2 separate regions of the Homo sapiens genome follow, and region 2 is linked to region 1. A link is an interaction called in ENCODE POLR2A ChIA-PET data of the cell type or tissue named here. Cell type or tissue: A673. All regions are shown on one strand. Each heading gives the region's core, and the rest is flanking DNA. Links, peaks and the distances in the headings are about the cores only.

Region 1 (12,904 bases), core at 1,612-9,611:
TGACTTACTGCTTCAACAAACCAGAAGACAAGGCTCAGCACTGTGGCTCACTTGAGCCCAGGAGTTTGAGACCAGCCTGGGCAACATAGCGAGATCCCATCTCTACAAAAAATAAAAAATTAGCTAGGCATGGTGGTGCGCGCCTGTGGTCCTAGCTACTTGGAAGGCTCAGGTGGGAGGATGGCTTGAGCCCAGGAGGTCGAGGCTGCAGTGAGTCAAGATCAAGCCACCATACTCCAGCCTGCGCACAGAGCAAGACCCTGTCTTCCCAAAAAAGTTTTTAAAAACAGAAGACAAGTAATTGTGTATGAGTTAATAAAAGACGTGAACAACAACAAATTAAATTCAATGAATGTTAATTACATGTCTAAGGCAAACAACAAATGGCAAAGGTTAACAGTTACCCAAGACATAGTTTTGAGTTAATATTTAATTACAAAGAAACTGGCTGTTGTTACATCAAAATCAACTTCAGACACCTTTCAAAGATCTAACGATTAAATAAATGGCTTCCCTAGAAGTGCAAGAACCTCATGGCCACTGGTTTTCTATTTGGTGGCTGGCTCGCCTATTTAGCAGCCCACCTCCCAAATGTCAATAGAAAACTATGTGTTTCTAGTCTGAGATGCGACTTCCTGGCTCCAAGTGCCTTGCATTGTTTATTTGCTTTATCCTAATGTATGTTGTGCTGTCGGCAATGAAAATTGCTCAGCTGGAACAAAAACCAAGAGAAATACAACACTTTATTTGGTAAAAGGCAGATCCTGCCATCCAGTGCTGCATTTAAACGTGCACACAATGCATCCTTCACTTCACAGTACAACCAGCGTTATGACCACTTCACAGGAGAGGACTCAGCAGGGGGAAAGGGACAGGGACACTGGTGAGCATATGAACAAGTCTGTGAAATAGGAAAAAAAACAGGAGCAGGGAAGAAAATTTGTATACTATTTATCTAACATTCCAAATGCCAACCGTTCAATCCAAATTCATGGATAATATACCAAATCACTCAACTATCTGGTCATCTCTGTAACTGTAAAAAGTAAACACAGCAGTCTCTCACATGCTAACACATTGGCAATAATTTAAAGCAAAAGAAGAGAATGGCATAAAAATCGATCATTGCATGACCCCATTTAATTCTTAAGTATAATTTAAACGAATACATCCACCAATCGCTGAAGGCTTTGGTTTCCAAATCCATTTTTCTTGTCAGCCTCAGCATTTTTGACACAGCCAACGAGAGAGTTGTGTATTTACTTAATATTTGTATTTGAATTGACTCATTAAAAATAAATCATAAACAATGATGTCTGCCCCATCCTGAGCAGTATCTGTGAAATTCAAGGGCTGATGTACACAGCTCAATGGAGCAGATGTTAAGAGTGTGATCTGCCTGGTTTTATTCCCCAGCTCACTATTCACACTGGTTGCGTGACCTTGAACAATTCACTTAGCCTTTCTGAACCTTACTTCCTAATAGTCATAAGTGAGAATAACAATTCTTACTTCATATGGTCAGGTTTAAAGATGAAATTCATTACACGCAAAAGCGCTTAGAGCAGTGCATGGCACAATAATCACTCATCAAAATGTTACTAGTTATCATTATTCTTTACAATGCTTTTTATAATTTTATAGATAGTTTTGGTTGCTTTTTAAATTTTTTTTTGTTACTATTACAAGTAGTAAAGCTTTTTAATATTCCACACCCATGCAACATAAAATCAACAAGTATACACTTGGTACAACATTGACTTAGGGAACAATCCTTCCTCATTAGGTAAAAATAAAATGTTTCACAGTACAGAGTGTGAACAGAGGTGCTACCATCTCAATAAAGTATTGCTTTTTAATCACCAAAACGTATACCATGCAAATAGTCTCTTAACCCCAGGCATGACCCCTAAAACTGTTAAAGTCATTTGTGTAAAATGCTTTAAAGAATGTAGGACAAGCATGTGATTTACAGCTAGAAAAGGTTTTCTTCACAGTCTTGATTTCAAGAGTAGCCAAATGACTTTAACATGCTTGTTCCCCCTTTTGTCACTGTCATCAAAACTATTTCAAAGGACATTTAAAAATATGCACTAATAGTTTCCAAAACTCCACCTTGCCTTAGAACCCCAAGTTCCTCTCCTTTCTGAAATAAACCATTGCATCTATAGGCAATTTGGAGTTTAAAAGCTAGCAAAATAAAATCTCATTCACCATAGTGGTACGAAAAGAAGTTATTGTCTTCCTAAACATTTATTTCCCAATCTGTGAGTTTACTATCTCTGCTGAACTGTGTTTGAGAATGCCCAATATTATTGTAATCTTTCCCTAATTAAAACACTAATTTCTCTTCGTAAAGTTCCTAAAAGTCTGCTAGCAATTGTTAATGAATTGAATTTTCATTTACTTAAACCTTGAACCAGAAAGGTTGGAGAGCCGCTTTATTATTCAATCAATGGTAATTAATGCAATGATTGTATGACAGTATTCACACATCAAAGAGACAAAAGGAAAGACCAGCAACATTGTATTCTTAGGACCACACAAGCTCTTGGAGAGCTCCTGAGCCTCCACCAAGGCTGCAAGATCATTCTGCCTCATCCTCTGTTTCTTCCCTGCTACCAGGGATCCCCAAGAGCAGGGGCGCCCAATCCCCAGGCCACGGACCACTATTGGTTTGTGGCCAGTTAGGAAATGGGCTGCACAGCAGGAGATGAACAGTGGGCAAGCGAGCATTACTGCCTGAGCTCTGCCTCCTGTCAGATCGGCAGCGGCATTAGATTCCTAATCAGCAGCGAACCCTATCGTGAAGAGGGATCTAGGCTGTGTGCTCCTTATGAGAATCTAACTAATGCCTGATGATCTGAGGTGGAACAGTTTCATTCTGAAACAGCCCCCCTCACCCCCAATCCGTGGAAAAATTGTCTTCCACAAAAACGGTCCCTGGTGCCAAAAAGGTTGGGAACTGCTGACCTAGAGCTCACACATCTCAGATGCTATCTTCACAACATTCACCCATTCTGGGAGCAGACAGAACCAGACTGATTAGGTGAATTACAAATAAAGTTTGGAAGTCTGAAATGGTGGAAACTGGGAATCCAGGGTACAAATCATCATTTAAACAAGTCTTAGAAAAAGATCAGCTATAAACTAATCAATTATACTATAATTTCAGGCACTTTTAAATGGTATTTTTATCATCTGAGTATTCATGTGCTTGTCTATAATCTGATAATGAATTCATAGAATTATTGTGCTTGTCTATAAACTGGTACTTGTGTGTCTAAACGGCTATTTTTCAACAATAGCCATTAGCTGCAATAGATCACATTTTTTCCTAATTGATTTAAATATCATCTTGCTCAAAAAGGATGTAAAGGAGTTGACATCACAACATAGCAAGATGAAAATAAGGCAAAGATGAAATAATGATGTGATAAAATCTAATTTATCCTATAAAAGTGACCCTTCAGTCTTTTTAAATAGCTGAGGAACAGAAATTCTTGCTGGCAGAAGTAGCCATAAGGCCACAGCTAGTAGGTAAACAGATAATAATGGTGAAAGTAATTATCAGAACAAATGGTCTAAATACAAGTACATTTAAGCTGTTTGCAATGGGTCTAAGACTGCATACAAAATGTGAGGTCTTCTGATGAATCTCATAAATGTCTAATGATGAATCTGCAATCATTCATGGTGACTCAAGACTCTTACACAAGCTAAGAGATAATGTAGGCACTTTGGTTAGCCTTGACATTCTTTTTTTTTTTTAAATTATTCAACACTGATTAATCCCACAAGGGAACTAAAAGGAAGACAAAGAAAATAAAGCACAGATGCTAACTTTAAAGAAATTCGAACTCTGCTGCAGTGGTTCTTCAACTTCAGTGTGCATCCACATCATCTAGAGCGTTTCTTAAAATACAAATTGCTAGGCCCCACTTCGCACAGTGTCAGAATCAGAAAGTTCAGAGGGAACCTCCAAGAATGAGTATTTCTAACAAGGTCCCAGGTGGTATGGATGCTGCTGTCTAGGGACCATGCTTTGATAAGCTCTGACTTCATGAGACAGAAGACTATAAGAACCAGACTTTCCACCAACATCAGGAACTAGACAAGGATGTCCACTTTCATCACTGAGATTCAACATTGTACTGGAAGTTCTAGCCAGAACAATTAGGCAAGAAAAAGAAAGGCATCCAAATTGGAAGAAGTAAAACTTATCTACTCACATATGACATATCCCAACGTATAGAAAATCTCAAAGATCCCACAAAAAAAATTACTAGAGCTAGCACACTAATTCAGTAAACCTGCAAGGTATAATATCTGCACAAAAAAAGCCAATTGTGTTTCTACACACCAGGAATGAACAATCAGAAAATTAAGAAAACAATTCCAATCATAACAGCATCCAAAAGAATAAAATACCTGGTGATAAATTTAATCAATGGAGTGAATGGTCTATATACTGAAACTACAAAACACTGCTAAATAGTAGCATGAAAAAGAAGATTTATTTATTTTTTTTTAATAGAGCCAGAGTCTCACTATATTGCCCAGGCTGATCTCAAACTCCTGGGGCTCAAGTGATATTCCTCGGCCTCCAAAGTACTGGGATTACAGGCATGAGCCACCACACCCAGCCATGGAAGATTTATTATTAAGCTAGCAATAATACTCAAAGTGATCTAGAGTCAATGTAATCCTATCAAAATTCCAGGGACTCCAAATAGACAAAAAGAATGAACTTGGACCCCTATCTCATATCATATACAAAAATCAACTCAAAATGGATCATAGACCTACTTATAGAAGCTTAAAAAAAATAAAACTCTTAGAAGAAAACAGAAGTAAATCTTCATGACACTGCATTTGGCAACAGATCTATAGACACCAAAAGTACAAGCAACAAAAGACAGATAAAATGAACTTCATCAAAATTAGAAACTTTTGTGCATCAAAAGACATAACTAGGAAAATGAAAACACATCCTATAGAATGGGAAAAATATTTACAAATCATATTTGATAAGGGACTTGTATCCAGAATATATGAAGAACTCTCACAACTCAACAAAAAGACAAACAACCCTACTTAAAAATGGCTAAAGGAATTGAATAGACATTTCTCCAAAGATAATATGTAAATAGCCAACACACAAACACATGCACACACATAAGAAGATGCTCAACATCATCAGTCATGAGGAAAATACAAATCAAAACCATGATGAGATACCACTTCACACACACTAGGATGGCTATTAAAAGACACACACACACACACACAGAAAATAACAAGTGTTGACAAAGTTGTGGAGAAATTGGAAACTTGTACACTGCTGGTAGGAAGTAAACAGAAACTGTGGAAAACTGTACCACTTCCTCAAAGTTAAATGTAAAATTACCTTATGACCCACCAATTCCACTTTTACTTGTATTAGGTTGGTGCAAAAGTAACTGTGTTTTTTGCCATTGAAAGTAATATATCCAAGAGAATTGCAAACACATAAACAAACACATCTACAGGCATGTTCACAGCAGCCTGTACATGTGTTCATGTTCACAATACTCAAAAGATAGAAAGAGCTGAAATGTCCATCAGGAGAAGGATGGATAAAATGTGTACAAACCATAGAATACTACTCCACCATAAAAAGGAATGAAGCACTAATACAAGCTACAATGCTGATAAAGCTTGAAAGCATTAGGATCAGACCCAAAAGATCACCCATATTGTGTGATTCCACTTACACGAAATATTCAGAATAAATAAATCTACAGAAACAGAACTCAGATTGGTGGTTGCCAAAGGCTGAGGCAGGAGGGTGGGTGGAAGGTTTGCAGGACTGAGGAGCATCCGCTCAATGGGTACAGCTTTTTGGGGTGATGAAAAACGTTTTGGAAACAGAGGTAGTGGTTGCATAACATTGTGAATAGGTGTATTTACTTAATGAGTTAATTTTATGTTTTATGCATTTCACCTTAACAAAAAAAGAATTGAAAAATTATGCAAATAACCAAAGAAAGATAAGGTAGTAAAACTGGGGTTACTAACAAGCTACAAAACAGCAACTGCATATAAATCTCTGAGAGCACATTTTCATTCCACATACATTCATATTTGTAAGGACACTATTTCTAGACACTGTGCTATGCAAAGGCCAAGAGGTGCATTGTCTATCCACAAGCAACTGCATGGGGATACAGACATATAAACAAATAAACACAAGAAGGCATTTCAGGCACTGTCTAAATTTTACAAGATTTAAAAAGATTACTATCTTGTGGAAACGTTAGTAATTGCAGAACTGAGGAGGTCAAAGGCCCTTAGGATATAGTAGAAGTCTCACAGCTTTACAAATAAACAGACTGAGGCCCAGAAGCAAGCTGACCAGCCCAGGAAAGAGCAGGCAAGAGATGGAACAACAGGGACAAGAACTCTGTTCTTCTTGTTTTTCTAATTTCACTTTCCTTTGAAAGCAAGATCTCTTGTTCCTTAAACTGCTGCTGGCAAACTCGTCTTCTTTCAAGGTGTTATTTTCACACAGAAGCTAGGTACTGATGGCACTTCCTCTGGCTCAGGTAAAATGATGGAAGGCATACTGGTCTCTCCAACCTGTGACTACTTCTTCCCAAAGGCATCCAGCCAGAGAGGAAACAGGGCAGGAAGGCGCTAAAGAGGCTTGAGTTTGCACCTGGACTCCATCACATTCTAGCATGACCTTGGGGCAAATTACTTAAAACTCTCTGATCAACACTTTACTGGCCTACCAAAAGGGATGACAGCTGCTAATTTCAAGGGTTGTTGCAGGACTGGAAGATGTAATGCATATAAAGTACCTAGCACTGTGCCTCGATGAATAATATCTTAACAACTTTCACACTGCCCCAGTAGAAGAAAAATACCATGTGAACAAAGAGGTTCACACAGTGTTATCATTCACCACAGAGGCCAAATGAGTTACACAGTTTCTTAGATGAGCAAGTGAGTTTTTTTACTCTTCACATTCTTTCTCCTAAAGTATCTTTCCATCTTATAGCTTGGCAAGAATATCCTCCTCTTGAAAATGTAGTATCTTCACGATAACCTAATTATGGTTATTAAAAAATAAGAAAATAAAAATAACAAGGTAAGGGTGGCTGCTTTGTCATAGTTGTCTACTCCCCCCAACCCTAGTCCTCTGTGTCTCCCAAAATTACCTGTCCTGCTTCCCCAATTTCTAGGAAATCTTGGAAAGTTAGGTGTGCCAGCTTTCGGGATGTCCTCAGACAGCTCTAAATCAAAGGACCAGCCCTTTTTTTTTTTTTTTTTTTTTTTTTCCTGAAAGTCGATCTTCTCCGTTTCTCTGGCATTGGCTTTATTTCAAGAATTTCTAGTCTGGCCCAGTCATTGTCTTTAAAAGGAGCAAGTGACCAAAAGAACAAATTGCTCAATGACTAAATTTTCCTGCTAAAATCTTAACGTATATCACTACCAAGAACCAAAACTGAGTTGCTGATAGAATTGTTAAATAAGGGTAGCCACCATCTTCTCACCTGGCCATTTCAAATCACAAGGCCAGCGTTAGTGAACAATTCTGTCTTGCCAATTTGAAATTCAAGTCTTTTCTTTCAAACATTCCTCTTTGAACTTGTTTTGTTACTTAGCTGTTTTAAGGGCATCAGGAATAGAAAGACCGGGGTTTAATTCTCACATAAGACAAGCTTCTTAAATCCCAATTTTCCTCAATTTCATTGAAGTTGAGGTATCTACCCAATTAGCTACTTTATCAAGTTGTTTTTAGGCTTAAATGGTTTTAAAAAAAAAACCCTATACACTTATTGTGTAAATACATAATGCTATTCTTTTGTTAGCTTATGTTTTATTAAATTCAATCAACATTCATTGTGCAAGATGTAAGGAATTGAAAGTCACACAGAAGATTTTATAACACATACATAAACAACAAACTACTGCATAAAGCAGCAGCAATTGTTTCATTAGAGGCAAGGAACTCTGGAGCTGGACAATAACAATTATCCTTAGAGTGGGTGGGGGAAGAATATTCAAAATTCAGTGACTAGCAATGAATGGTACAGAAAGTTGGTGAATCCATTCACAGCAGGCATGATGACCTAACATGGTTTCAAAAAGAACTTGATTTAAATTCAGGGCTACAGAAATGCAAGCTTTAAGACTGTCAAAGACATCAGGTACCAGGAGACAGGCTTGTAATATAACCTTCAACTCCAGTTTTTAGAACCCTTGGTTGTTGCTTTGTTCAGTTCAACAAACTTTTGTTGAACCCAACGTAACTGCCAGACCTTGTGCAGGATGCCAAGGACACAATGACATTGAAGAGAACAAGCATTTCTGTTCTTAATTATGGAGAGAATGGCATGCGGAATGAGTAATGCACAGGTGCACAGAACCATGTGGGGGACGGGGAGACCCAGCTTTTGGCCTGAGGTTTCTGTGTATCTCAGCATGGAGTCAGGCATATAGCCCAGACAACTCAAGCAGCATGAGCATTTGGTGAAAGTCTGATCTAGCAACAGAAATAATTGAAGAGTTAGGTAGAAGACCTCTGAGAAAAGGTCCAAGAAATTATCTTTGGAAAAACAAAAAACAGTGGGTTCCATACATCCAGAGTGACGGTGAAGCTGAATCTCCCAGGGTCTCAGGACTCTGCTCTTCAAGTTAAACTTTATCACCTTGCCCCAGTTTGAAACATAATTTACTTAGGCTACAAATAAACAACATTCAGGATTACCTTATCATTTAAACTTATTTATTTATTTTGAGACAGGGTCTCGCTCTGCCATCCAGGCTGCAGTGCAATGGCATGATCACAGCTCAACGCAGCCTCAACCTCCTGGGGTCAAGCGATCCTCTCACCACAGCCTGAGTAGCTGAGTAGCTGGGACTACAGGCAAGCCACTACATGTGCAGCTGGTTTTTGTATTTTTTTGTAGAGATGTGGTCTCACAATGTTGCTCAGGCTGGCCTTCAACTCCTGGCCTCAAGCGATCCTCCCACCTCAGCCTCCCAAAGGGCAGAGATTACAGGTGCGAGTTACTGTGCCCAGCCAGTTAAACTTATTTAAATGAATACTAAGATCCCATCTTTCTTTGTTTTGATCTTTAATGTCAGGTTTGGAATGGCAGGTAATCCAAAGATAGGCTTATTTATACTTAAACCAGGACCCCGTAAACATTAAAGCCCTAAAGAATTATACAAATGCAACTCAATAATACTGAGAAAAGGCTTCTGATATTTAACAAGTAAAGTCCCTGCAAATATCAACAGCAAAATTAAAACAAAGGCATCACCAGAGCATCGAGTGCTTCATTTCAAAACCTTTAAAAGCAAACCATCCCAGCATTTTCTCTCTTTGGCACATGAAGGGCATCCGAGACGCCCTCGGACTTTCTCACACAGCGTGAAGAGGATCTATTAGCATTTCAGCTAATAACAAACTCAAGACGGAGTTCCCAGGAGAGGTGAATAGGAACAGGTGAGCATGACTCCTAGTGGTATCCTCTAGACAAACTTGTTGAGGGTAAAAAATTACCCCCTATTCTGCTTATCAGAACAAGGCTATTTAAATTTTAAATGCCCCGAGGTAAAATGCAGACTAAGATGTTAAAGTTTACTCATTTTGTAGAGAAAAGAATCAGAAAGATTGCTCATTAAAAGTCGATGCAAGTAGAGCAACTAAGGGAGGTCTCAGCAGGAACGGGGCAGAATTTATTTGCTGCACTGGCCCCGAGTCCAGGCTGGACTGCAGTGGCGCAATCTCGGCTCACTGCAACCTCTGCCTCCTGGGTTTAAGTAATTCTCCTGCCTCAGCCTCCCGAGTAGCTGGGATTACAGGTGTCTGCCACCATGCCAAGCTAATTTTTGTATTTTTAGTAGAGACAGGGTTTCACCATGTTGGTCAGGCTGGTCTCGAACTCTTGACCTCAGGTGATCCACTCACCTCGGCCTTCCAAAGTGCTGGGATAACAGGCGTGAGCCACCACGCCCAGCCTCCGAGTCTTTTAACAGGGTTGCCTGTCATTCTCTCACCAGCTTTCTCTGCTCTTAGGAAGAGTTATGAAAGGGAACAGAGATGAATAAAACCTTGTCTACTCTTCCTCCATGTACCCCCACTTCCATCCCATTTGCCTGGCCACAAGGCCCTCTTCTCCCAGTGGGGACAGAGAAGTGAGCAAAAGACAGGACAGCAAACAAGTGTTTTTATAACAAGTCCATGAAGAACTCATGGGCAAATACACATTTCCTATTTTATTTGTGTTCCACTTTACAATTCCTAGGTCATGCTCTGGCAGGGCAATTTTGCAAATAGTGCTGAAATTATTAACCAGACAACAAAATGTCATTGTACTCCTCACAAGCTCTGTTTTACATTATTCATCTGTTACAAATGAAAGAACATGAAAAACATCACCAACCTGAAAGCTGTATGACAAGTAATAATCATGTATTGCTTTACCAACATATCATTACTCAATATATTTCAGGGATTTCAATTATTGTTGCTTTAGTGAGGCTTACAAAGCAAACCACAGAAGATCCCTTTTAACTACTCTCAGGGTTGGCTCTTCCATTGCCCCTGCAAGAGTGCCTGCCATAAAGCAAAGTCTTTGACAACACTGTAAGGGCATTTTATTGACAACATCCTAACGTGGTTTACTAGCTTAGTTCTTTTAACTCATGCACTTAAAATCCAAAGGCAAGAGAGAAATGTCCAGGATGTATGGACTAGAACTACTAAGGAAAATCAAAAGTGATTATGGAAATGGAAAAAAAAATGAACCAAATATTCCATAAACACAGAGTCATAGTTTATCTACCTGATGCCACTTTCTTGCCAATCTAGAAGGCTGCTCAATGGAAAAAAAAATGAACCAAATATTCCATAAAACAGAGTCATAGCTTATCTACCTGATGCCACTTTCTTGCCAATCTAGAAGGCTGCTCACTCACTCATCATCACTTCAGTGTCAGGCTGGAAGGGACCAGCAATCTCCAAAAATTAACTTAACTTTACAAAAGTGTCTTGATTGTTAATAAAAATCCTCTAAGTTGTCCGGCAGCTGGGACCTAATAATGGGCTGTGAGATGATTAGTTTGATGTATATAGTTCCAGTCTCTGCCTTACCTAAACCACACAGAAGGGGTCCGGAAAGTAAATGAGAGTTCTTACAGACCAGCCTGTTGATTTTACTCTTTTGTTTGTAAGTGAAAAACAAAGGGCAGGCTAAGGGCTGAGGGTAAACAACAACTACAAATAGGTTAGGCTCTCTTACCTCTGAAGTGTTTGGCGTCTGATCAAGGGCAGTCAGTAAACACCCCCAAGCAATTGTGGGAAAGTTGGTCACCTAGACTGCTATTTTCTCAGCCATAAAAATGAACTGACAAAGTTATTGTTTGAGAGGCACCAGACTGCTTTATGGCGCGGCACCATAGATGCTTCTAATTTTGGCACATTGCCTCCACAGAAACAAGCAATTTTTACTAAACAAGCTACAATTTCACTTTCAAAAACCAACCCTTCATCTACTACTAAGGGGGCCTGAGACAAATCAAAATCAAGGGTCTACATTTGGGGTAACAGGCTACCAGAAAGGTCTCCTAACTGATTCACTGCTGTTTATCCTGAGCTGAAAAAGCAACAAGAACAGATACATTTTAAAGTTAGCTCCTCAAAACAACTACTAAGCCTTTGGGGTTTGCTAATCTGGAAAGGCTAAAAAACCGAGGCCGTATTAGGATAGGTAAGAATGGGGAGAAGGCAAAATTACCAGGTAATCACTAAAAACAAGACTACATCAAAATGGGGAGTTTTGCATATAGTACTATCACTGGTTAAGCAAGAGTATGAGCACAAACAAATGATATGCATGATATATAAATATGAGCAACTCATAAATCCCTTCAAGGCAAAACTTTAGGATTATACTCCTCCCTTTTCCAGACATCCCTACTCAGACAAAACTGTGAATACTGAGAAGATAGGAGTTTCTTCATCACCTTATCTCTATCACTGCCTTTGAGAAACCACTGTGGTTTATGACTTGTCTTCCCCATGACTTAAACTGTAAAAGAATCCCCATGTTCCCATGTGCGTATGCTCACATGGCCTGAGGTCCAATGAGACGCACCTTTGGCCTCATACTTGTCTAGGGATCACATTCACTTTTAGATGAGTAAAACACTGTCAAAGTATTTGAGTAAAAATTTTCTGGCCACAGATCTGAGGTCAGGTCTGTTAGGCTGTCTGCACAGAAATGTTACTAAAATCAAGTGGAGAACAGATAAGGAGAAAGAAGGATCTGGGGCAGAAAGCTGATCCTCTCTTTGAAAAAGAAGGGAGGAACCAGACAGATACCTAACATGGAAGAAAAAGAAAAAGGAAGGAAATAATTTCATGGATTGGTGTGTAAACTACAAACAAGGCAGAAAAGCCACAACCAGAAAATACATGTACCCAATTAATCTCAACTGAATTGTTTTCCAACTGTCCTCGTGATACATTAAGAGATCTGTGACCATAGCATATGCATGATATTCAAAACGGTAACTGATACAAATCACAGGAATCCAGAGGCTGGTCACTGGTCCATTTCAGCTTTCCAATAGTATTTTTTAAAGTTCTTCTCTTCAGTCCATCCCCATCAAAACCAAATGGCTCAGTGGAGATATGGGATTCAGTCTGTATGGCCCTGGGCAAGTTACTTAATTGTTCATGATACAAAGTAAAAGAGAAGAAACCTGATAATTTCTGTGCTTCCTTCTAGAGTAATATGCTGGGTGGTAGTGGTGGTACTGGTGTCACGTAGGTCTGTGCTTGCAGATTCTAGAAAACAGGTGTTAGCTGACAATTTCTAAATTCTTCCTGCTATCATCCTCA
Region 2 (12,904 bases), core at 1,762-9,761, 130 kb after region 1:
ACCCTGGGCGACACAGTAAGAGACCCACTCTCTAAAATATTTAAAAATTAGATGGGGCCGGGCGCGGTGACTCACGCCTGTAATCCCAGCATTTTGGGAGGCCAAGGCGGGCGGATCACGAGGTCAGGAGATCGAGACCATCCTGGCTAACACGATGAAACCCCTTCTCTACTAAAAATACAAAAAATTAGCCGGGTGCGGTGGCGGGCGCCTGTAGTCCCAGCTACTCGGGAGGCTGAGGCAGGAGAATGGCGTGAACCCGGGAGGCGGAGCTTGCAGTGAGCCAAGATAGTGCCACTGCACTCCAGCCTGGGTGACAGAGCAAGACTCCGTCTCAAAAAAAAAAAAAAAATTAGCTGGGTGGGGTGGGGATACTGAGGTGGGAGGATCAGGAGGTCAAGGACCCAGGAGTTTAAGGGGTAGTAAGCTATGATTATGCCCCTGCACTTCACCCTGAGCAACAGAGCGACAATCCTGTCTCTAAAAAAAGATTCTGGCCAGGTGCAGTGGCTCATGCCTGTAATCCCAGCACTTTGGGAGGCCAAGGTGGGAGGATCGCTTGAGCCCAGTAGTTCAAGACCAGCCTGGACAACATAGAAAGATGCCATCTCTACAAAAAATAAAAAAGTAGCCAGGTGTGGTGGTGCACACCTGTAGTCTCAGCTCACAATCTCAGCTACTCAGGAGACTGAGGTGGGAGAATCACTTGAGCCCAGGAGGCAGAGGTTGCAGTGAGCCATTATCATGCCACTGCGCTCCGGCCTGGGCAACAGAGTGAGACACTGTATAAACAAAACAAAAAAATCTAATGTATTTCCTACTCTGCCCTACACAACCCTCCCATGTGAACAGTGTCCTGATACTGGGGAGCAAGAGACCGCTGCTGAGCTTTTGCTCTTGCTATTCTCTCCTCCTCTTTTCCAGGACACCCACAGTTCTGTCCAGGTCGTGCTACTTAAAGCTACATCAAAATTACTACGGTTCACAGTAACCTCTACAGAGAATCCTTAGGGTCTTCCTATCCTCATGCATGAAAGGAGGGTGATGGACTGGGTAATGACTAGACTTTCTCCCATACCTGAAATTATGAGCCTCTCTGAGAGATACTCAAAAAAGACTCCAGGCAAACAGCCTTTCCTCCATTCAGTCCACGTTTTACATCCACATAATAATGTGTATTGAGCAATTTTCTCCCCCACTTAATAATGTGTGGGGAAGCTAAATAAATTAAGGAAGAATCTTTTTGTTAAGGCTCAGAAAATGTATACCTAACACAAGGTAGAGTCCAGCATATGACAGGGGCTCAGGCATTTGATGAACTCCTTAACTGATAGCCAAAAAGTCAATCGTTTAGCTTGAATCTCTTCCTGGATCTCCAGGTTTGCTGAGGAGTCCATACAGAGCTTTTGCATGGAGAGACCTGTCATTCTGTGCTGCTCTGTTTGACATAGGAGGTTTGCTGTTCTTCTACTCCAAGATGATATTATCAACCACTATCATAAACACTTGAAATGTGCATTGTTTTTTCTATCAGTAATGATGGCTTTATGACAGCATTTGAGAGAAACTTAAGGTTAGAGGTGCCATGCATGGTCATGAAATGAACACAGAAAACTGACTCATCTTATAGTCAAATTTACAACCCTATTTGAGGCAATCTAAAGCCATCTGTTACAGCACTCCCCTACCCCCTCACCTCCCTAACACACACACACACACACACACACACACACACACACCCCAGTAAAGTCAGGGCACTGTGAGTAATATTACTAGAAGCTACACAATTTTGACCATTTCTCTTTAGTGACTACTCTTGTCAAGATGACTAAATACAAATTCCACATGAAAATGTGTGTTAAGAGGTATTTCCTACAAATAAAAGCCAACTTTTGAAGATAATTTTTGCACCATATTTAACAGATATGAATACGTATTCTTATATGTTTAGCAACTGCAGTGACAAAGTTACTTCCTAAAGCTAAAATTAAGATGCTCCAAAGCAAATATACACAAACATGCATGCATGCATACACACATACACAAACGCACACACACTTTTCAGAACACTAGGAAACTACAAAGTGCTTGATACTACAATGCTCATCTCTAAATCTATTTTTAAAATTCTGACTTCTGTAATTTCTAATCATATTTTTTCATACATCTGCAAATTAAGGGAAAATATCTACCTTTTCTTCCATATGTACTGCCTCTATTCACATTTTAAAATTACATAGATAGAGCAAAACCTTGGTAATTCAACTTAATTGAAGAAAAAAGGCCCATCTAAATGTATGAAAAGAAGCATTTGCAACAAGAAATTTAAAGGCAGCTAAAACTTTCAACAGCACTGACAGGTGGAAATCCTCTGTACTTAACAGATAAGACATACTTGTATCTATAACAGTTACTTAAAAAATATTTTCCCAAATACTTCAGAAGAGTTTTATTATATTCTACTCCTTCCCTCCACTTCCCCAAGCCCGTCCTTGTTTTACTTATTTCCTAAACTCTTCATAGGCAATGAAGAAATTACTGGGATGAAAAGTAGTTATATAGGTTCAGTATTCCTCACCTGAAATGCTTGGGACCCTAGGTGTTTCAGATTTCAGATCTGAATTTTCAGATTTTGGAATATCTGCATATACATAATACAAAGTATCATATACAGGTATCTTGGGGATGGGACCCAAGTCTAAACATGAAATTTCTGTTTCACATACACCCTTATACACATAACCTGAAGATAATTTTATACAATATTTTAAATAATATTATACATGAAACAAAGTTTTGGCTGCAACCAGTCACACAAGGTTGGGTGTGGAATTTTCCACTGTGGCATCCTGTTGGCACTCAAAAAGTTTCAGATTTTGGAGCATTTTGGATTTTCAAATTGCAGATACTCAATCTGTATTATCTTCAGTACCCGGATCACACAAGGTAAAGAATAATTTAGTTTTGTGAGCTGGATCCTAAGTAACAGGAAAAAACTGAAAGGGTGCCATTTCAGTTCATTTTCACAACCCTATCCCACTCCATGAGCAAGGAAAGTGATTAAGAATACTGCTCTGGAGAAGCAGGAAACTTGGATTATTCTGTTCTCACCAAGAACTATTTCTGTGTTCCTAAGCACAAGTCCTTCTCCAGCTCCCTGTTTGTTTGTTTGTTTGTTTGTTTGTTTATTTTTGGTCACAGCCCTAGGTTTCCTCTCACATGCCCACTCCAATTGACTTTGGTACCTGCCTAGAGTGCAGAGTTGAGAAAGATTCACTGCCCCCGCTCAGTGATAATTAGAGATGGCTGTCAAGGTCATGGGATTAAGGAGCTAGGAGATGTGCATCACATATTTGCCATCCACTGGTTAGAAAAAAGCACCAAGGACCTGCCTGCTCAAGTTTTCTCAGTAACAACAGTAGCAGAAAAAAGGAGGCACGTTTGAAGTTGGACGAGTTGTAGAGAAAAAGACAAAGTCTCTGGCTTCCACTTCTAATTCACTCAACATTTCAGAGATAATATTAATATCTGGAAATTCGGAATAGACTAATTTTAAAAATTTTAAAGCAGTATCTAACAATTTACATATCAGGATTAAACACAACTGTTCAACTCATATAACAGCCATCACAACTGACAGATATCACACCCAAAACACTGATACAAATGAATTATATATGTCGAAATCATATTTGTCATTAACGTTGTAAAAAGTTGAGATGGCCGACCTGGGAATTCATTCCCTCAGTTGTTCAAACATTTACTCGGTATCTTATGCAGCCGGCACGGTGCAGACCCTAGATACATAGTTTTCCACTTATGGCTGACTTTGTAATTGAGCTATTCAAGAGATTTTTAGATAATGAATCGACACTGAGATTTTCAAACCTCCATGCCTTGATCTTCACAAGACAGCCTTATTAGAATCTTGATTTTTTTAATGTTCCAAGAGTCTTCTGTCAGAGATATTAAGATAGTGCTATGACTGAAATTATATTAATGGCAAAAATCATAATTACTTTTGTACCCACCCAATAATTTAAAATCTTCATACTGCTGAGGGCTTAATACACCCTACATTCGATTTGTGCATGGTATGTGTTGTGCCGTCCCCTACCTTCGATCAACTGATGACTCAGTACTGATCTTCCCAGGGAAATCCTCCAAACCTCTGCGGACAGCTGTGCCACATTGCATCCTGTTTCCAACATTCACTAAGGAAATTTCCTCATCCCTAATGAATTCTTACTGTTTTTTTCTAGGGTTTAAGAAAATCCTATGGTAAAATATCCTGCCCCTAGTTTTATACTGTACCCCTATAACACACATTTTAAAAGATGTTTTCCTACACTCTTGATTCAAATATTTAATTTGGAAACAAGAATTAGTAAAGTAATAATAATTTGTGCTGAACTAATTTTTACTTTTACTTTGCAAATTAAATAATTAATAATTTGTGAACTAAATTTTACTTTGTCCTATGGGTATTAGTTGCTCACTATGAATTTTGAGAGCTCACAGGACATTGAAAATCCCATTTATCCAAAACTAATTCTGTGAAATTCAATACCATGACAAGTCAGTGCTCTTGTCAATGCCTTTTTTGTCCCGTAGAAAGCTAATTTATCACTTAAAACAGAACCCTGAATATTATTTGGCTATTGTCTGTAAATTTTAAAATCTTACAGTTGAATAAATGAGTAAAAATATTACTATTGTTATAGCTTTTGTACAAGCTAATCATTTTAAGCATCACACATTCCACAGGAGAATACTGTCAACACAAGTAATCATAAAATCATAATGGCTACCTTTTGTAGAATTTATTTAAAATGTGGTTTTTAAATGATCAATTGCATTTCTTTTTTAGATTTCACTATGTAAAATTTATCTTTTTATTTATAAGTGTAACACTGGCACCTACTTTTAAATCAATTTATGAAACCATTCTCTTTTGTAGGATAAGTATTGTCATTGAAATATACATCTTATAAAATACAGTTTAAAGAAATGTAATAGCTATGTACAAAACATTTCAAACATTTATATTCAGCAAATCAATTGCATTTCAAAATATAATTACGAAGGTACAGACTTGTGTGATTTGATGTATGGGCATTACATTTAATTTAAAACATACTTTACATGGGATTCATTCTAGCACGAGAGACACTGACTGAAACCCACATGATACTGAGGAAAGATGACCGTGGTGGCCATCTGGAGATTTGGGTTTCAGTTCTGTTATGTATGCTAGCTGCAGGAGTTAGGTTTCTCAGTCTACATTTATTTGCAACATAAAAAGGTTGGACTAGACTACCTGCAAATTCCCTTCTAATATGAACTTCTGTGGTACCAGTACAGCGGTTTTGCTAATTTAGGATTCAAGTTGTAAATAAAGGCCTACTTGGAAGAAATTTTCCCTAGAAAGTACCTTGTTTAGCCACATAACTTTATAGAAAAATTACAATAGCTGTACAACACTCATTTAGGTCACACCTTGAATGATAAGCATTTTTAGGCTGTCAGCTTTTCCAGGAACAAGATGTGGCAGGCAATTTCCTGGTTCTAAGCATATGACTTACTCTGAAAAAAACGAATGGCTGAGGTGACGAATGATAAAAGCTTCAAGATACATGAACCAAAGTGGTATATACTACATTCTCATCTCTTGCTAATGTGGACTATCTTCTCTTGCATATTTCTAACTATTTAGAGATCTCCAATTATTTGGAGATCTAGAGCTAGGGCTCTCAAATTCTCAATCAGCCTTCACGTGCTACAGAAAGATCACAAATGGAGAAGCATTGAATTCTTATAGCCCCTGGCAAATACCAAAGATTCCAAATCATATTTGTACATCAGCATTAATTTTTCCCCAGTGAGGGTTTGATTTCATTTCCAGCATGTTACAACCTATACAAGTTTTAAAAATGCAACATCAGGATTTAAAATTTGCAATGAAATTTGAAAAAAAAATTTTTTTTAATCAGCAGCACCTCTGAGATTATCTATTCCATCCCTTATTTTTCAGAGGTCACACCACTGATTAATGGCAGGATAAGGTCTCTTGCTTCTCAAATCACTTCAAATTTCTAAGCATATTTTCCACCTAAGTTTACAAAGGAAATCTAACCAAGTTATAAGCTCTTTTAACGCCCACACACATATGCACTCATTCTTACTTATCAAATTCCAAAATGTTAATTATCCCACTGTCTTTCCCTATTACATCAGCCTCTATGTGAGAAGTCCCAAACCTGGCAAGTAGTACGGCTCACAGAGAAAACAAGTATTATCTATGTGAATAACAGCAAGTCTCTAAAAGACCAACAGCAGAAGAAAAAGATGGCTTCGGTCAAGCTGATAGTTTATAATATAGGCAAGGTAAGTTATGCGCCTTAACTAGAAGTACATTACCTAAAAATAGGAAATCAATTCTTTTCAAAAAAGGTATATTTATTTTCTAAACAAAAGAAAGATGACTCAAAATTATCCTTCTCATTCCGTTTGGATTCTACACTGTTTTGAGCATGCCACTTCCTTCCATCTCCGGGAGTGGCTTGGAAGAAATGGAACTATAAACTCTGGTAAAAGTGAGGAAAAGCAAGAAACCATGTGAAGCCAGGAACTCACCACCTGTGGTGTCTGTTCTTTAATAAATCTATCCAGGTGAAAATTTCTAAGGTATGTGACACAGGAAAAATACTCTGCTACATGCTAATACATCTTCTGTAGAAAACTTCCATCAAGCTTGAGAAACTCTGAGTTGAAGAGCTAGAAGTTCTTTAACACTACACTTCAAAGAACTTTTAATATACACTGAGAATCTCCCCAAGGCCGAACGTTTTTGAACACACAAACTTTTTAAGATCTAATGTTCACTAGAGAATGCCTTTTGGATAACTCTGATCTAACAACTTAATTCTTTTCAATTCTCCTAATGAGATTATGTGAAATCCCAATTTTATAAAGATTATATGAAAATAAGAAATGTTATTAGCATTTCACTTACATAGTTCCTTTAAATAAGAACTTAGGCCAATTTTTACATAAAGAGTCACATAATCAAATAGGCAATTCATGAGTCTAAAGGACTAATTGTACAATCTAATTTATCCATATAATAACAAAACACAAGTCACATTTCCACATTAAACATGGCTTGAAATTGCCAATTTTCCAATGTACCCTTGGAAGCATATGCCATTTGTTCTTTATATTAAAAGGGAAGCAGAGCTTTTTTTTTTTTAAAGATCAGGTCTTGCTCTGTCATCCAGGCTGAAGTGCAGTGGCAGGATCATGGCTCACTACAGCCTCTACCTCCTGAGCTCAAGCAAACCTCCTACCTTAGCCTCCCAAGTAGCTGGGACTACAGGTGTGTGCCACCATACCCAGCTAATTTTTAATTTATTGTAGACACGTCATCTCTTTATGTTGCCCAGGCCAGTCTCAAACTTCTGGCCTCAAGTGATCCTCCTACCTCAGTCTCCTAAAGTGCTGGGAATACAGGTGTGAACCACCATGCCTGGCCCAGAGCTTAATTGTTTAGGTCTTAGACAACAAATCTCAAGCATTCATTTCTCCTGGATGAAATATCACTTTTTACAAGTAATATTTTTTAAATCTTTTGCAATTTTTGCCACCTTTACAAACAGAAAAATAAAAGCTCTCTAGAATAGAGACTATGTATACACCTATAGAGCCCTTCTAATACTGTATCTGAGAAACAAGCAATGTGGCCATGCACTTTTAACATCCGAATCCATTATGCATTAATAGTTCAACAAAGGAAGCACTTTTCCCCAGACTCACATTCCATGCTACCACTTCCACAGTCAAAGCACTGAGGTTAATTCCTTTGAATTGCTATCTCTTCTCTTCTGCATACCATCAGCAATCATAACCATAATCATAAAAAGTCTAGACCTCAAAGAAGCAGAGGTCTTAGATAAACACATCAAGGGGCTCCAAGTTTCAATTGCCTAACAAGGGCCATGGAGGCAATGTCGATGAGTGAAGTGGTTGACCTTTCCTTTATTTCCTTTCAAAAAACATGGCTGAATATTTCTTCATATTTAAAAATTAAAGAATGTAAAAGATGGGAAAAAGCAACTGACAACTCAGCTTCGGTATCAAGAGTTAACAGAGAGTCAGGGGGACTGTGGTAAACTAGAGAGCAAATGCCCTTTCTTAACAGTGAGCTGCTATTTAGTTCAAGACCTTCACTAACCATATAGGAATGCAGGCCATGTTGTCAGATCTTTCAGTTTCTAAAGAAAAAAACAAAACAAACAAACCAAAAAAGCTAGAAATCTTATTTTACGTGAAATCCCTTAGTTCTTAAATGTTGCTTGCAAAGTTTTTAAAACACTCTACAAAACCAAACGCAAAAAAATCTGTAGGCCATATCCTGAAGCCCAGCTTTACAAATTCAATCTCATTGATCAAATCAAATGAGGTAAGCAGTATCATCCCAAGATGTCCCACCACTTGCTCAAAGCTGAAAACATAATCTAAGATCAAGGAGATGATCTCATCACCTTGTAGCACCACGTATTTACCACATGTTGATTCATTTCATCACCAAATTTACTATGGAGCTGGAGAACCCACTATGCATTAATATGCTGTTCCAGAAATTGAAACTTCACCAGTGCCCAAGACAAAAAAAGAAAGGCAAAAATTCTTGTTCTCATTAAGTTTACATTCTCGTAAGGGGAAAGAAACAATGAACATAATAAGTAAATTATGTAGTATGCAAGAAAATGATACATACTATTTTAAAAAACAGAACAGAGTAATTGAAATCAGGTGCACTAACTACATAGTCTCCTACTTTATGAAAGTTTTATTTGGGGCCAAAATCTTTTCTAAGGAGATAAGAAGCCGAATACGGCCAAACCATGTAACTGGACAAATTAACCTTGAATGTCTCAGTTTCGTTATCCATAAAATAAAGATACTGTTGCCTGATCTATGTAGCCCCAACTTACGTTGAAGACAACCATTAGCTAAATATTTGAGTGAACAAAAGTGAAAATAATAACACTATTTTAGTGGTAGAAGCATAATACTGCCTCATAAATCTTTCCAGAGATTCAGAATATACGTGTGTGTGTGTGTATGTGTGTGTGTGTATACATATACATATTTTTTTTTTGAGACAAGGTCTCACTCTGTCACCAGGTTGGAGTGCAGTGGCACCATCTCAGCTCACCACAGCCTTGACCTCCCAGGTTCAGGTGATCCCCCGACCTCTGCCTCCCGAATAGCTGGGCCTACAAGCGTGCACCACCACGCCCAGCTAATTTTTTTTATTTTTTTGTAGAGACAGGGTTTTGCAACATTGTCCAGCCTGGTCTCAAACTCCTGGCCTCAAGCAATCCTCCCACCTTGGCCTCCCAAGCTACTGGGATTAAAGACGTGAGCCACGGCACCCAGCCCAGAATACTTTGTAAACGTCCCAAGCCCTTTGATCCTTCAGAAGTAACAAGTAGCCACTAAAATCATTAACGTTTCCCTTCCATTCTGATGTTGACTGATCCAAAGGCCACAGAACTGTGGCAACCTCCATGAACTCTAGGAGAGGCTTTTACTTTTTTATACCTCTCTATTGTCTGAAAAAAAAAATTTCCTTTACTAAGAATATAAATAACTTTCACAATTAAAAAGAAAAATAAACTAAGGTCACAATGCAGTTAAGAAACAGAGCTAAACCTATGCCTGGGTCCACCTGGCTACTATACTTTCATTTCACAAAAAGATTAATAGATTTAACAGTGTAGAAACAAGATTTATAATTCCTGATTTCTTTTAGTATTTTTTTATTATAATCTGACCACATCTTGAAATCGTAAGAAGACGTCAATATACAGAAGAAATCAAGTTCTTTATATTTTCTACCCATCTTCACTCTAATTATCCAGCACTTACCATTTTCATTATGAATTTGCTTCCTAACAACTACCTGATGTCTTGTATTCTCTGTGAAGTTGCTAGTGAAGTGTTTTATTTGATTGTCCCAATTATAGGACATGATGGTTTTGAGACACCCCTCCATAGGTCTCTCATGCTTCTACATATCCTGCCATTTTGTATCAAGGCCATTTCTCAAAGTTATGTTTGCAGTGAGCAATGTGAACAGACAGATGAGGTAGTATCTTCCCCCTTGGAACAAAGAGCAAGTTCATTTACTGCATGCTATAAAAGCAGCAGATTCTCCGAGTTCAGTGTTCCTCAGCAGCAACGCAAACCCAAAGTGTGTGCAGCTCCATCTGCACGCTCCATCCTTATCACCCCTGTGGGACATGGAGGCAAGGACGAACCAACATAGGCATGCCAGTAAGCCCTAAGCATAAGAGTTTACACTATTTGGTATGTCAGGAGTAATACAGTCCTTTTTCTGTGGTACAGGAACCCCTTGTCTTCTCCCAGCATCCATGAAACTGTGGCAGGCTAACTATCACTTGAAGTAGGGTACAATCAAAACCCAGACTCAACAACATCAAATCAAGTTAAATAATCACTTATTTATTCTGAGATGTTGTTCTTGGTAAGCTTACACACCACACTTGCAAACATTCTAACCCTAACAGCATGCCTAGTTTCCTTTGTACTTTATCACTAAGGCACACAAACATATATACAGACATGAAATATCGTACTTCATACTGGGTTTCAGAAATACTTAATAAACTTCAATGGAATCTAGCTGTCACTAATTCAGTACCTCTTACTTCTAAATGAGTAGAGAGCTACATCTGGATGTGAAACTGGCATTTCCAATCCAGTCTTCTACCCTTTCACTCCCTCAGCACAGACCACTTCAGAGAAAAGAAGAGTAAGTTTTAGGCAAAGAGTCATAAAAATCCACATTAAGTCAAACTTCTCTGGGCCTGAATCTGTTTACCCACAAAGCAAGAGGGCCAGACCAGAGGGACTTGTCTCTTTTTCCAGTTACAATTCCAGTGATTCCACGTTCAGCCTATACATGGGTGGAACATTCTTTGCTGCTTCGTTCAGTGCTGGAGTAGGTTACAAAGTGTGGTCCTGCTGAACGGCTGGAGAATGAACTAGATGTCCTCTCAGGATGACTCCCGGCCCTATAATCCCATGATGTGCTTATAATGGAATTTGGCTGTCCTTATAATTAGAAATGTAGCTTGCTGGTCACACATCTGGATCAGATAAATCTGCACAAAGAGCATTTCACCAGAAGCAGAAATGCCAAGCATCCAGCAGCTGTGTCGTTACATCAGCCTTGCAAATAACAAGGAATACTATTTGTCCATAGAAAGTAAATGACTGGGTCAGGCAGGAATAAAGCTAAGTTTATTCACATTATTTGGGGACAGGAAAAAATGTTTATGAAAACATATATTGGTCAGACCTCCACATTAATGAATGAGACTGATGAGGAAAATAATTCATATACACAAAAGAATTCAAATGCCAAAACTATATCCTTATTTCCTGCCACCTTAATGATGAGTTTCTTTTTACTGAACTTTTATAAATGTAATAGGCTCCCCTGACTTGCATCTCAACATATCACACAGAATTGTGAACCTAATCCATAATTAAGTATTATCAAAGTGTCAAATGTACTCTGGGAATATTCACATCCATAGAAAATAAATGTGCTTCAAGTTAACAATTAATTTCACTCAGCCATTGTGCCCAGATAATATAAAACAAGAGGAAATTATTTTCCTTAAAAGAAATAAAAGCTCTTTTTAGTCAATTAGGTAAGCATTAACTACCTTTCACTTTGAAGCACATTTCTTAAAACCAAATGCTTAATGCACTAATCTAACTGCTCTGAAGAATAACTGCCAAAAGGTATGACGAGTGACAAACAGGTATGAATACCAAATCTGTCACCTGTTACTAACCTTACCAACAGAGCCATTCAATCTTCTAATTTATAATACTGCTCAGAATTTTATTTTCTGCATCCAAAAGTGTATTCAGCATATTATCGATCTAAGGAAAAAGAAAACTTTTCTATCAAGTCGATGCCTTATTTTGAAATGTATGTATGGAATTAATCTTAAGGTTTTATCCTGTAAAATGTAAAACTCAAAATAGAGTCACTTTATATACAACTATTATGTACCCATAATAATTAAAATTAAAATGTTAAAAACAGTCACTTTACATACAAAGCACAAATATGGAAAATCACAATATTAGCATGACTGCCCTTACTTCAAAATTCCAGGCTCATGTCAATAAGTTTTGTGCTCTGTAAAGAAAAAAAAGAGAACAAAAATCAGAGAGCTACTGAGACAAAAGAAATGCCACCGACACCAAGGTTACATTTCTGATTAATGGAGAAAACAGTGATGATTACAGAAGTAAAGTAAGACAGAAGCAAATTTCTGTAGTTGCTAAGTGGGAGAATCCAAAAGGTAATCTAACTCTCAGTTCTTACATCTGTAAACCACTAGTGCCAATCAATACCTATGATCAATCCTGAAGAGAGTACTGGGATAAAAAAGTCAACCGAATAGATGAATCTTAGGGAAAATAGAGTTACTACATCACAACTTTCAATCTCTATATATCAATTGTTAAAGTAAAATCTTAGACTAGCATGACACACTGATGGTCAGTTAATCAATTTTTAAGAGTGCATTAACTATTTCCAAACAATGGGAAACAACGTAAGCAGCTGAAGTCCTTAACTTACATGAATTCCTAAGTAAGTTACTATAAGGAAAATGAGTCCAACACTTGAAACAATCTAACAGTTGGATTCAGAGAATCTACTCTACAAGGATTTTACATGAAACACATGAGGTGCCCTTAACAGACACAGAGAGGAGATTCACCATCTAACTCCCATCTGAGGCCTGGCAGGTTTTTACTAAGTAAATATCAACTTTGAACCCATGAT

Evidence for each region. ChIA-PET counts read pairs that join two places held together with the same protein. Peaks named below come from ENCODE experiments on the same cell type or tissue, not always from the same donor. Only the 100,000 strongest peaks of a DNase experiment are listed, where the experiment ranks them.
Region 2: POLR2A ChIA-PET joins it to region 1 with 10 read pairs; 3 of 35 experiments call an interaction of 5 or more read pairs at or near these places.

What each region holds. Positions count from the first base shown.
Region 1 is chr3:172,212,556-172,225,459 of GRCh38, reverse strand. All of the region lies in intron 3 of FNDC3B (fibronectin type III domain containing 3B), which reads right to left. It also overlaps the pseudogene RPS27AP8. Among named protein-coding and RNA genes, the nearest start is that of FNDC3B, 180 kb to the right of the region's middle. RefSeq lists a silencer at 1,347-1,641 and enhancers at 2,184-2,687, 12,109-12,168, 12,179-12,238. In A673, for the core only: no CTCF peak of the experiment used is centred there; a DNase peak (open chromatin) is centred at 3,709.
Region 2 is chr3:172,080,709-172,093,612 of GRCh38, reverse strand. All of the region lies in intron 1 of FNDC3B (fibronectin type III domain containing 3B), which reads right to left. Among named protein-coding and RNA genes, the nearest start is that of FNDC3B, 48 kb to the right of the region's middle. In A673, for the core only: no CTCF peak of the experiment used is centred there; a DNase peak (open chromatin) is centred at 6,222; H3K4me3 peaks cover 574 bases; H3K27ac peaks cover 1,689 bases.